Regions from separate parts of the Homo sapiens genome. Here region 1 is linked to region 2. Evidence: read pairs that join two places in POLR2A ChIA-PET (ENCODE). Cell type or tissue: PC-9. All regions are shown on one strand. Each heading gives the region's core, and the rest is flanking DNA. Links, peaks and the distances in the headings are about the cores only.

Evidence for each region. Peaks named below come from ENCODE experiments on the same cell type or tissue, not always from the same donor. Only the 100,000 strongest peaks of a DNase experiment are listed, where the experiment ranks them.
Region 1: POLR2A ChIA-PET joins it to region 2 with 13 read pairs; 7 of 35 experiments call an interaction of 5 or more read pairs at or near these places.

What each region holds. Positions count from the first base shown.
Region 1 is chr5:176,613,126-176,616,544 of GRCh38, forward strand. No RefSeq gene overlaps it. Among named protein-coding and RNA genes, the nearest start is that of GPRIN1, 4.7 kb to the left of the region's middle. In PC-9, for the core only: no CTCF peak of the experiment used is centred there; no DNase peak of the experiment used is centred there.
Region 2 is chr5:176,432,070-176,442,115 of GRCh38, forward strand. No RefSeq gene overlaps it. Among named protein-coding and RNA genes, the nearest start is that of FAF2, 11 kb to the right of the region's middle. RefSeq lists an enhancer at 2,093-2,839. In PC-9, for the core only: no CTCF peak of the experiment used is centred there; a DNase peak (open chromatin) is centred at 7,102; H3K27ac peaks cover 1,464 bases.

The DNA of each region.
Region 1 (3,419 bases), core at 529-3,028, 180 kb after region 2:
CTGAGAGCATCTCTCTGACAAAGATGCAGGTACTGCTGGGAGTCCTGCCGGTAGGCACAAAAATGATAAGGGCACCCAAAGGGATGTGGTCAGAGTTCTGGCAGTGCCTGCTATGTGGACACTGGAGCCTCTTTAAAATCTGGGTCCTCTGCCATGCTCTGCAACCACTCTTGTTCCATAGGGACTTGTTGATAAAAACATTTTTAAAATGAAAATTTCCAGACAACAAAACAAAGCACTTGCTAACGCAGAGGAGGAGCTCAAAACAGGTACGGAGGCAGTTGATGTGGGTTCAGTCCTGGCTTTGCCAGTTACTAGCTGTATGGCCTTGGTTGAGGTCTCTCTTAGCCTCGATATCATCCTATACAATGCTTAGCTCTCAGAGCTCTAAGGAAGATGTAGGGAGGAAAAATACACCAAGTGCTTTTGCTGTGGACAGCAGTGTTATGGCAAGCCCAGCACCGCACACCCTTTTCTGACCACGGCACCTCCATCTTCCTTGGGAGACCACCTCCCCACCCCAGCCCATGTGGTGGGATGGGATGGATCCCAGTGCCAGCTCTAGGGTGGGCAGTGACCCAGGTCACTGATTTGTTCTGGGGGGAGGGGGAGTCAGGGATGGAGCACGGAACCAAAGCCACCTGCTTCTCATACTCTCCTGGAATTTTGGGCCTTGCTGAATCGGTGTTGCATACACCTGGAATTGCTGGGGGTCATCTTTGTCCCCGTGTGGAGAGAATCCATCTGGTCCCAGGTTGTGACTCATCCTAGGGTTCAGGCTCACCCTGTGACAAATGACATGGTCACCCACACCCGTGTGAGTGTGTGTATGTATCTCGGGTTGCTCTGCCACTGGGGAGCCATACACACTCGTACGCACCAGAAGATAAACAAGTGCCTGCAGCTCCTTGGCTGGCGCCCAGGCCGGGGGTGGAATAAACAATCCCAGTGACTTTCTGAAAAGCAAGCGTGTGTGGCAACAGGCACCATGGAGACAAGCAGACTGTACCAGAGCAGAGACAGCAGCCACCCCCCAAAGCCACCCCTGCGCGCGCGCACACACACACACACACACACACACACACAAAATATGTATCTTGCCCTCTTTCCCCTCTCGTTCACATTCATATCATGTTCATATCTCCTCCATAAAGCACAATCCCCTTCTCACACCCAGGCAGCTACTCCCATTCTAGCTTTGTTTGAGGCTAAAACTTTTGAGGTCTGAGACTCCCAAGACAACAGCATCCACAGTTCCTGAACTCGTTGCCTGGATACTGGCCCTGGTCTAGGCCATATTTCAGCAAATTGAAGCCACTAGAGAAGGTGTGTGCTCTGTGTGTGGGGGGGGGAGGGGGGAGGGCAGGCAGTGCCATATAAACCCAACTTTCTGTAAAGTTCTTGTGTTTGCTTCAGGGATGCACACACCACATACAAACACACACTCCTTCAAGAAATACTTACCTGTAGTTGTAGTTGGCTATGAAGATTGAAGAATTTTTTATATTTTTTTATTTAAAAATAAAAATAAAAAATACTTACCCAGACCCCACACACCTGCACCCTCTGAATACTCGGATCCACACCCATCCTCCTGTGTGCCGTGTATAACCCAGCACCCCCCAGATGATGATAACGATGGTAGTATACCACTTACTGTACATTAGTGTTTTACAGTCATCACCTCATTCTATTTAATCCTAAAGAAAACCATCTGAGACAATACAATTATTCCCATTTCATAGGTGAGGAAACTAAAAAGTTCAGAGACATTAAGTAACTTGCCAGGGTTGCACAACTAGAAAGTAATAAAGTTGGGAGTCAAACTCTAGCCCTACTCAGACACCCACACAACGCCCTCATACATGTGCACATGCTACATACATACACATATGCACACACATGAGGAAACTCTACCTCCTCAGTCAGCCCAGATAACTGATGCACATCGGGTCACCTTTCCCACCCTGATCTCCTCACATGCACTATCCCCGGGCCCTCACAGTGCTGCACTGATGGTCATGAGAGCCCCAGCCTGGGCACACAGGCACACAGCCTGCTGCTCACACAGGCCCCCTCCCCCCTCGCTGCACCCCCCTCACCCCCAGCAGCTGCGGCCCGGCCTGGATGAGGGAGGCCCCAGGATTCGGATGGGTGACTCAGGCTGAATCATGGCCCAGCTGCTCCTTGGCAGCCCTCTCTCCCATTCTGCCCGAGAGCCTTTTTTTTTTTCCTTTTTCTTTTTTGAGACAGGGTCTTGCTTTGCCTAGGATGGAGTGCAGTGTCATGATCACAGCTCACTGCAGCCTCCAATACCTGAGCCCAAGCAATCCTCCCACCTCAGTTTCCCAAGTAGCTGGGACTACAGGTGTGAGCAACTGCACACAGCTAATTTTTAGTATTTTTTGTAGACAGGGTCTTGCTATGTTGCCCAGGCTGATTTTGAACTCCTGGGCTCAAGTTATCCCAGAGAGCCTATTTGGAAAGCAAAGTTGGATCTTAGGGCAGGGGACAATGAGTTGGTGGTAGACAATAAGGGATGGAGCACTTGAGAGGGAGAAATTGGGCACAAGAAGACCTCTGTGCCCTCCTCCACTCCCTGATATCCTGCAGGTGCACCCAGGCAGCCCCCACCCATGTCCCTCATTCTGCCAGGGAAAGGAGTCCTTCCGCCTGGACCCTGGCCAGGGGCTCCCTCTCTAATCTCAGGGCCAATTTTGGTTCCCCGCCCTACCTCTTGGTCCTAACAATGACAATAACAATAAACAATATTAACTATTCTAATTGATCACTCCCAATTTACAGCACCCTATAATTTACGAAGCACTTTCTCATCAGTATTGCATTAATTCTCCTACTAGTCCTATGGGGTGGAAATTAGCATCCTCATTTTGGGGCTCAGGAAACCAAGGCTCAGAGAGGTTATGTGAACTTCCACTGCCACAGTTGGTGGGGTGACAGAGTCAGGAAGCAAGCCTGGTCCAATCTGTGGAGTAAGCACTAGGGCCAGAAGTCAAGTTGCAGTTGGGTGTGGTGGGCACACAGTAGGAGGTAGGTGGGGGTACTGCAGGGGCATGGTAGGGTGCATGGCAGAGGGCATGGCAGATGCATGGCCAGTGGCTTGCTGTGTGGCAGGTTTGTTGTAAACTTTTTCTCTCTATCCTTCTGTAAGTAAAGAATTACAGAATGATTTATGCTTTCAAGCTTTCTTTTCAGTGTGTCAGGCTGATATCCCAAGGCTCTCAACCCCACAGCATGGAGCTTCCACTGGGCTGCAAGACTTTTGCTTCTTGAAACCTCTATTTCCTCATCTGAAAAAATGGGTCCAAGTTTCGGGCAGGTAGGCTATTGAGAGGTGCAAGTGAAATCATGGTGCCCTTGAGGAGCCAGGAAGGACTTCCCAAAGGCCGCTGCTTGTC
Region 2 (10,046 bases), core at 5,885-8,384:
ATGCTGGTCCCAAGCACTGATAGGAGATTTGCCAAAGGTCAGGGGCATCTCCACTCAGAATCCTTCCACGGTTACCAAAACGTGAACCCTGAATACCTGAGACAGGTCTTAGTTAATATAGAAAGTTTATTTTGCCAAGGTTGAGGACACGCGCCTGTGACACAGCCTCAGGAGGTCCTGACGACATACGCCCAAGGTGGTCAGGGCAGAGTTTAGTTTTATACATTTTAGGGAGACATGAGACATCAATCAACACATTTACATATGAACATTGGTTCAGTCCAGAAAGGTGGGACAACTTGAAGCAAAGGTGGGACAACTCCATGGGGAGGGGGCTTCCAGGTCATAGGTAGATAAGAGACAAATGGTTGCATTCTTTTGAGTTTCTGAGTAGCCTCTTCAAAGCAGGCAATCGGATATGCGTGTATGTCAGTGAGCAGAGGGGTGACTGAATAGAATGGGAAGCAAGTTTCTCCCAAGCAATTCCCAGCTTGACCTTTTCCCTTTAGCTTAGCGATCTGGGGGCCCCAAGATTTATTTTCCTTTCGCAGCCCCTGAACTATGAAACACACGTCTATGAAGATGGAGATGTTCTGAGGCTCCTGGGACCCTTGGTACGTCCTAGCTGGTGCTGGATGGGGTGCAGCTGGAGAATCGCTTGAACCCGGGAGGTGGAGGTTGCAGTGAGCCAAGAGTGCACTCCAGCCTGGGCGACAGAGTGAGACTGCGTCTCAAAAAAAGAAAGAACTACAAAATGTTGTTGAGAGAAGTTAAATAAGGTCTAAGTAAATAGAAAGATATACCTTATTTATGGATTAGAAGAGTCAATAATAAGATGTAAATTCTTGGAAGGAACCTGGGGGAAAAAAAAGATGCAATAAAACTCCCAGCAGTCTTTAAAAAATAAAAGAAAGACCTCTCCCTCTCCCCATCCCCCTCCCCCTCCCCCTCCCCCTCCCCCTCCCTCCTCTCCCTCTCCCTCTCCCTCTCCCTCTCCCTCTCCCTCTCCTTCTCCCTCTCCCTCTCCCCTTTCCACGGTCTCCCTCTGATGCCGAGCCGAAGCTGGACTCTCCCTCTTTCCACGGTCTCCCTCTGATGCCGAGCCGAAGCTGGACTGTACTGCTGCCAACTCGGCTCACTGCAACCTCCCTGCCTGATTCTCCTGCCTCAGCCTGCCGAGTGCCTGCGATTGCAGGCGCGCACCGCCACGCCTGACTGGTTTTCGTATTTTTTTGGTGGAGACGGGGTTTCGCTGTGTTGGCCGGGCTGGTCTCCAGCTCCTGACCGCAAGTGATCCGCCAGCCTCGGCCTCCCGAGGTGCCGGGATTGCAGACGGAGTCTCGTTCACTCAGTGCTCAATGGTGCCCAGGCTGGAGAGCAGTGGCGTGATCTCGGCTCGCTACAACCTCCACATCCCAGCCGCCTGCCTTGGCCTCCCAAAGTGCCGAGATTGCAGCCTCTGCCCGGCCGCCACCCCGTCTGGGAAGTGAGGAGCGTCTCTGCCTGGCCCCCCATCGTCTGGGACGTGAGGAGCCCCTCTGCCTGGCTGCCCAGTCTGGAAAGTGAGGAGCATCTCTGCCCGGCCGCCATCCCATCTAGGAAGTGAGGAGTGCCTCTTCCCGGCCGCCATCCCATCTAGGAAGTGAGGAGCATCTCTGCCTGACCTGCCCATCGTCTGAGTGGGGAGCGCCTCTGCCCCGCTGCCCAGTCTGGGATGTGAGGAGCGCCTCTGCCCGGCCGCGACCCCGTCTGGGAGGTGAGGAGCGTCTCTGCCCGGCCGCCCCGTCTGAGAAGTGAGGAGACCCTCTACCTGGCAACCACCCCGTCTGAGAAGTGAGGAGCCCCTCCGCCCGGCAGCCACCCTGTCTGAGAAGTGAGGAGCCCCTCCGCCCGGCAGCCACCCCATCTGAGAAGTGAGGAGCCCCTCCGCCTGGCAGCCACCCCGTCTGGAAAGTGAGGAGCGTCTCCGCCCGGCAGCCACCCCGTCCGGGAGGGAGGTGGGGGTCAGCCCCCGCCAGGCCAGCCGCCCCTTCCGGGAGGTGAGGGGCGCCTCTGCCCGGCCGCCCCTACTGGGAAGTGAGGAGCCCCTCTGCCCGGCCAGCCGCCCCGTCCGGGAGGGAGGTGGGGGGTCAGCCCCCGACCCGGCCAGCCGCCCCGTCTGGGAGGTGAGGGGCGCCTCTGCCCGGCCGCCCCTACTGGGAAGTGAGGAGCCCCTCTGCCCGGCCACCACCCCGTCTGGGAGGTGTACCCAGCAGCTCATTGAGAACGGGCCATGATGACAATGGTAGTTTTGTGGAATAGAAAGGGGGGAAAGGTGGGGAAAAGATTGGGAGATCGGATGGTTGCCGTGTCTGTGTAGAAAGAAGTAGACATGGGAGACTTTTCATTTTGTTCTGTACTAAGAATTCTTCTGCCTTGGGATCCTGTTGATCTGTGACCTTGCCCCCAACCCTGTGCTCTCTGAAACATGTGCTGTGTCCACTCAGGGTTAAATGGATTAAGGGCGGTGCAAGATGTGCTTTGTTAAACAGATGCTTGAAGGCAGCATGCTCGTTAAGAGTCATCACCACTCCCTAATCTCAAGGACCCAGGGACACAAACACTGCGGAAGGCCACAGGGTCCTCTGCCTAGGAAAACCAGAGACCTTTGTTCACTTGTTTATCTGCTGACCTTCCCTCCACTATTGTCCTATGACCCTGCCAAATCCCCCTCTGTGAGAAACACCCAAGAATGATCAATAAAAAATATATATTAAAAAATAATAATAAAAAAAAGAAAAGAAAGAAATTGACAAACTGATTCTAAAATTTGTTCAGAAATGTAAAGGACCTAAAATAGCCAAAACAATTTTAGAAAAGAGCAAAGCTGGATAACTAACAACCTGATTTCAAGATTTTGTTTTTTTGTGTTTTGTTTTTTGTTTTTGAGATGGAGTTTCACTCTATCGCCAGGCTGGAGTGCAGTGGCGCGATCTCACCTCACTGCAACCTCCAACTCCCTGGTTCAAGCCATTCTCCTGCCTCAGCCTCCCGAGTAGCTGGGACTACAGGCACGCACCACCACACCCAGCTAATTTTTGTATTTTTAGTAGAGACGGGGTTTGACCATTTTGGCCAGGACGGTCTCGATCTCCTGACCTCGTGATCTACCCACCTCAGCCTCCTGAAGTGTTGGGATTACAGGCATGAGCCACTGTGCCCAACGTCAAGATGTTCTATATAGCTACGGTAATCAAGACAGAATGGTATTGGCATCAAGATAAACAGATAAATAACGAGAATAGAGTCTAGAAGTCTTACACATGTACAGACCACTGCAACAAAGTTACAAAGGCAATTCAGTGGAGAAGGATAGTCATCATCATTATCATTATTAATATTTTAGAGACAGGGTCCCACTCTGTTGCCCAGGTTGGAGTGCAGTGGTGCGATCCTAGCTCACTGCAGCCTCCGCCTCCTGGGCTCAAGTGATTCCCTCACCTCAGCCTCCTGAGTAGCTGGGACTACTGGCACACGCCACCACACCCAGCTAACAGTATACTTTTTGATGCTTAAATTTCCCAGTCTTTGGCCAGTGGAAGCCTCTTCAAACTTGTTCCAATGTCATTAACATTCTGATGTTTTGATGTTTCAGGTAACAACTTTATTGCTTTCTGGTACAGCAAGGTGTTTGTGGCTCATCCTCTACATGTCCTGCCCCAGACTGGAATTAATCATTTCTTCAAAGGGTTTTGTAACCTTTGAGTGGGAAATGGTATTTAGAAAACACTAGGTGGGCACCTCAGGCATTAATTTTTTTTTTTTTTTTTTTGAGACGGGGTCTTGCTCAGTAGCCCAGGCTGGAGTACAGTGGTGCGATGTCGGCCCATTGCAACCTCCACCTCCCAGGTTCAGGTAATTTTCCCACCTCAGCCTCCTGAGTAGCTGGGATTATAGGCACACATCACCATGCCCAGCTAATTTTTGCATTTTTTTGAGTAGAGACGGGGTTTCACCATGTTGGCCAGACTGGTCTCGAACTCCTGACCTCAGGTGATCCACCCTCCTTGTCCTCTCAAAGTGCTGGGATTATAGGCGTGAGCCACTGCACCTAGCCTGATTATTTCTTATAAACCTCTTTAGTCAAGAAAACTAGGAAATACAGTTTCTGTTTGAAAAAGAAAACGCACTGTAGTCTTACTGTCTTACTGATATTTCTTTTTTTTTTTTTTTTTTTGAGACAGAGTCTTGCTCTGTCGCCCAGGCTGGAGTGCAGTGGCGCGATCTCGGCTCACTGCAAGCTCCGCCTCCCAGGTTCACGCCATTCTCGTGCCTTAGCCTCCCGAGTAGCTGGGATTACAGGCACCCACCACCTCGCCCAGCTAATTTTTTGTATTTTTAGTACAGATGGGGTTTCACCGTGTTAGCCAGGATGGTCTCCATCTCCTGACCTCGTGATTTGCCCACCTCAGCCTCCCAGAGTGCTGGGATTACAGGCTTGAGCCACGGCGCCTGGCCTCTTACTGAAATTTCTAATTTAAATTTAAAATAATGTTTTTACTTAATCTCTTTGATTTTAGATCTATGTATTTTTTCTTTCACCAAAAATCTTGGTTCCAATGCATAACATATTTACTCTTTTTTGCTGTCTCCATATATACACAGTAGTCCCTTATAATTCTTGGTTTCACTTTCCATGGTTACAGTTACTTGTGGTCAACCACAGTCTGAAAATATTAAATGGAAAATTCCAGAAATAAACAATTCATAAGTTTTGAATTGAGGAGCGTGATGAAATCTTGCATCCTCCCGTTCCATCCTGTATGGGATGTGAGTCGCCCCTTTGTCCAGCGTCTCCATGCTGTATACACTCCCCACCCATCAGTCACTTTGCAGTTGATCTGATAACTCTGCAGTTAACAGATCAATTGTTGCGGTTCTCAGTGCTTTTGTTCAGGTTCCCCTTATTTTACTTAATATTGGTCTCAAAGCTTAGAGTAGTGATGCTGGCAGCTCAGATACGCCAAAGAGAAGCCATACATTCCTTTCTTTAAGTGTAAAGGTGAACGTTCTTGATTTAATAAGGAAAGAAAAAAATTGTATGCTGAGGTTGCTAAGATCTATGATAGAAACAAATCTATCCATGAAACTGTCAAGAAGGAAAACGAAATTTGTGCCAGTTTTGCTGTCACACCCCAAACTGCAAAAGTTACACCGCAGTATGTGTTAAGTGCTTAGTTCAGATGGAAAAGGCATTACATTTGTGGGTGGGAGAGATGAACAGAAACAAGCTTCAAGTGACAGCATTCAGATTTGGTACTATTCGTGGTTTCAGGACCCACTGGGAGTATATATTTAAGTGCATGCCTGTGTGTGTGTGTGTGTGTGTGTGTGTGTGTGTGTGTGTGTGTGTGTGTAGCAATATCAGGCTGGGCGCAGTGGCTCACGCCTGTAAATCCCAGCACTCTGGGAGGCTGAGGCAGGCAGATCACTTGAGGTCAGGAGTTCGAGACCAGCCTGGCCAACATGGTGAAACGCTGTCTCTACTAAAAACTAGCCGGGCATGGTGGCGTGCGCCTGTAGTCCTAGCTACCTGGGAGGCTGAGGTGGGAGAATCACTTGAACCCGGGAGGTGGAGGTTGCAGTAAGCTGAGATCACACCATTGCACTCCAGCCTGGGCAACAGAGCAAGACCCTGTCTCAAAAAAGAAACAAAAAACAAAACAAAACAAAAATAAATAAAATCACAATATCAATATTATTACTGACACTAGGATTATTTAAAACCATTTCAGATTTCTTTGCTTTTCTTTTTGTTCTCAGGATATAACCTATAAGGAGTATATAGGTCAGACGTGGTGCCTCATGCCTGTAACCCCAGCACTTTGAGAGGCCGAGGCAGGCAGATCACCTGAAGTCAAGAGTTCAAGACCAGCCTGGCCAACATGGTGAAACCCTGTCCCTACAAAAATACTAAAGTTAGCTGGGCATGATGACAGGCGCCTGTAATCCCAGCTACTCGGGAGGCTGAGGTGGGAGAATCGCTTGAACCTGGGAGACGGAGGTTGCAGTGAGCCAAGATCACACCATTGCACTCCAGCCTGGGTGACAGCACGAGACTCCGTCTCAAAAAAAAAAGGAATACATAGACATTACCGTATGGCTTTTTGTTTTTGTTTTTTATTTTTTGAGATGGAGTCTCATTCTGTTGCGCAGGCTGGAGTGCAATGGCGCAATCTTGGCTCACTGCAACCTCCGCTTCCCGGGTTCAAGTAATTCTCTTGCCTCAGCCTCCCGAGTAGCTGGGATTACAGGCATGTGCCACCACACCTGGCTAATTTTCTCATTTTAGTAGAGACGGGGTGTCACCATGTTGGCCAGGCTGGTCTCAAACTCCTGACCTCAGGTGATTTGCCTGCCTTGGCCTCCCAAAGTGCTGGGGTTACAGCCGTGAGCCACCGCGCCCGGCCACATTACTGTGTTTTAAGTTCACTTGAATTTGTTATTTTTGGCTGGGCTCGGTGGCTCACGCTTGTAATCCCAGTACTTTGGCACTTGGAAAGGCTGAGGCAGGCGGATCACCTGAGGTCAGGAGTTCGAAACCAGCCTGGCCAACATGGTGAAATCCTGTCTCTACTAAAAATACAAAAATTAGCCAGGCATGGTGGTGGTGCGCACCTGTAATCCCAGCTACTTGGGAGGCTGAGGCAGGAGAATCTCTTGAACTCAGGAGGCAGATTTCAGTGAGCTGAGATCATGCCACTGCACTCTAGCCTGGGTGACAGAATGAGTGAGACTCCATTCAAAAAAAAAAAATTCCTTATTTTCTCTGTGGTTGGGTCACTAATTTGATATTTAATATCGTAGAGAATATAGCCTGACTGAAAGCTCACATGCTTATACTTTACTGGGGAGAGTGATTTCAGGGAATCAGGCCTGAGGGAACAGGAAAGTGAGGCAAGGAAAACGAGAGGGCTAATTCGAGGGGCTGCCTACTGCTTGGTGCTAAGTGTGTTGGTCAATCCCATGGTCTATTCCCAGAGAGCCAACATGAACGACTGCAACACGAGACAGCTCACCACACAGCAGGAGATGACAAGATGTTATCCGGTGGCTCCTGTCAACAAATCAACTCAAATAAATGAGTCAGGCATGGTGGTATTTGCCTGTGGTCTCAGCTACTTGTGAAGCTGAGGTCGGAGGATTACTTGAGCCCACGAGTTTAAGACCAACACCGGCAACTTAGGGAGACCCTGCCTGTATACAAAATACAAATAAAAAAAATTAAGAGGGCATGGTGGCACACACCTGTGGTCCCAACTATTTGGGAGGCTGAAGTGGGAGGACTGCTTGAGTCCCTGAGGTCAGGACTACAGTAAGCCGTGATCACACCATGCACTCCAGCCTAAGAGACAGAATGAGACCCTCTCTCTCTCTCTTTTTTTTTTTTTTTCTGTGAGACAGAGTTTTATTCCTGTCACCCAGGCTGGAGTGCAGTGGCGCAATCACGGCTCACTGCAGCCTTGACCTCTGGGGCTCAAGCGAATCCTCCTGCCTTGGCCTCCTGAGTAGCTGAGACTGTTAATGGTGGAGGAGTTCCAGGTTTTTGGCATCTTGAACAAAGAATTGGACAAAATACACAAAGAAACAAGGAAAGAATGAAGGGATTTACTGAAAATGAAAGTACACTCCACAGTGTGGGAGCAGGCCCAAGTACAGAGGCTCAAGGACCCCATTACAGAATTTTTGGGAGTTTAACTATCCCCTAGAGGATTCCATTGGTTACTTCGGGTACACCCTATGAAAATGGAGAGAATGAAGTAAAGTTACAAAGTTATTTACAACATATGCCCTATGGAGAGGATATTTCCTGTTATAGCTGAAGTGTAAATCGGCCTTATGTTCCCTGCCTCCAGACCCTATTTTCCTGCCCCAGGACTATCAGCATGTGCCACTGTGCCCAGCTAATGTTTGTATTTTTTGTAGAGAGGAGGTTTCACCATGTTGCCCAGGCTGGTCTTGAACTCCCAGCCTCAAGGAATCCACCCTCCTCAGCCTCCCAAAGTGTTGGGATTATAGGCATGAGCCACTGTGCCCAGCTGAGATACTATCTAAAATAAATAAATAAATATATAAATTCCACTGACAAAGATTGTCTTTTTTTTTTTGAAACGGAATCTCTCTCTGTTGCCCAGGCTGGAGTGCAGTGGCGTGATCTTGGCTCACTGCAACCTCCACCTCCTGCGTTCAAGCGATTCTCCTGCCTCAGCCTCCCGAGTATTTGGGACTACAGGCACCCACCACCACATCCGGCTGATTTTTGTGTTTTTATTAGAGATGGAGTTTCATCATGTTGGCCAGACTGGTCTCAAACTCCTGACCTCGGGTGATCTGCCCGCCTCGGCCTGCCAAAGTGCTGGGATTACAGGCGTGAGCCACCACGCCCGGCCAAGGATTGTCTTTTTTAAAAAAGAGAGACTTCATTCCAGTGAACAGTTTGCAAACCAGAGAGATGCATCCTTCAGTGAAAACAAAGGTGCCTTCTGAGAGAACAAAGAGAGGGGTTGTCTTTTACAAAGAAAGCTCTGCCCATGTTCTCACTATGGTCCACTTATGCAAACGAGGGATGCAATCTTTGACTGATGCTTGTTGTATTCTGATTTGTCGATACAGGTCATAGTCTACTGATTAGGTCTGTGTCTTGGTCTGTTTGTGTTGCTCTAAAGGAATGCCCAAGACTGCATAATTTATAAAGAACAGAGGGTTATTAGGCTCACGGTTCTGCAGGCTGTACAAGAAGCATGGCACCAGCATCTGCCTCTGATGAGGGCCTCAGGAAGTTTCCACTTATGACAAAAGGTGAAGGGGAACAGGCTTGTGCAGATAACATGGAGAGAGAAGAGGCAAGAGAGAGGGGAGGAGGTGCCATGCTCTTTTCAACAATCAGTTATCTTGAGAGCTAAGAGTGAGACCTGCCTCCCTCCCACAAGAACAGCATCAAGTTATTAATGAGGGATCCACCCCTATCACCCAAGCACCTCCCACATGGCCCCACCTCCAACATAGGGGATCAAACTTCAACATGAGACTTGGCGGAGCCAAACAAACCATATTCAAACAATAGTAGTTCAGGAGGCGAAATGGGATTTTCCAACAGTCGTTATTTCTGGCAGGATGAACAAGAACAGACAGCTATGAAAGTCCCAACATTACATGAGCATGTGGGTTCCTGGGAATGCAGGATACGTGGGTGACCTAGAGTCAGTGAATGGCCGCTTGGCTGTATTTTGAATTCAGGCCCACTTAGCCACTCAGGATCCATCTTGAAGGACTGGCTCTTTCAGGGTTCACACTCCCATCTCTTAATGGCCAAAAATTTGCCCCACGGGCCATTACTTCCCCTGCACTTCTGGGTCACATGTGGGTAGGCGCTGCGCTGGTCCATGGTGTCTCCTGCTCCAGTAGCAATAGAAAAGCTCCAGGGCGGGAGTCAAAGCCTGTAGTGCACATGCAAGTGACATGCTGTTGCACTGGGTCTGTGCAAGCTGGTCACCACGGAGGTGGCCAGACAGAATCCATCCAAGTAGAACTGATCAGCACAGAAGTGGCTGGGGGTGCAACAAGTGACCAAGGGCCTTGGAGATAGGTAAGACTGCAAAGATCTCAGGTGAAATGTAAGAGATGTTGGATGCAGTCCCTCCCTTGCACTGCTCACTCCCTCCCGTTATATCCAGTCCTACAGTTCTCCACGACTGTAGGAACAAAATGCCCTCATTCCTTCCAAGAGGGACGGTAGGAGTCCAAACATTCATAAAAATCCCTTTTCATTTAGTAGCCAGCAACAATCTACAAAGACTTAAGGTGAGCTAGCTGGTGAAACAAACTAAGCTCTCTGCAGCTGCAACTGGTCCCAAGGCTGTAAGTGATAATCGTCATCTCCTTCCTCCATTACTCATTCGGCATTTCCCTCACCCTTGGCTAGTACTTTGGTTGGCCTGATGCTTTTCCAGCCTGGGCAATCCAGACTTTTATTTTGGAAGGGTCTCAGCCTTTAATTACCTTCCCTT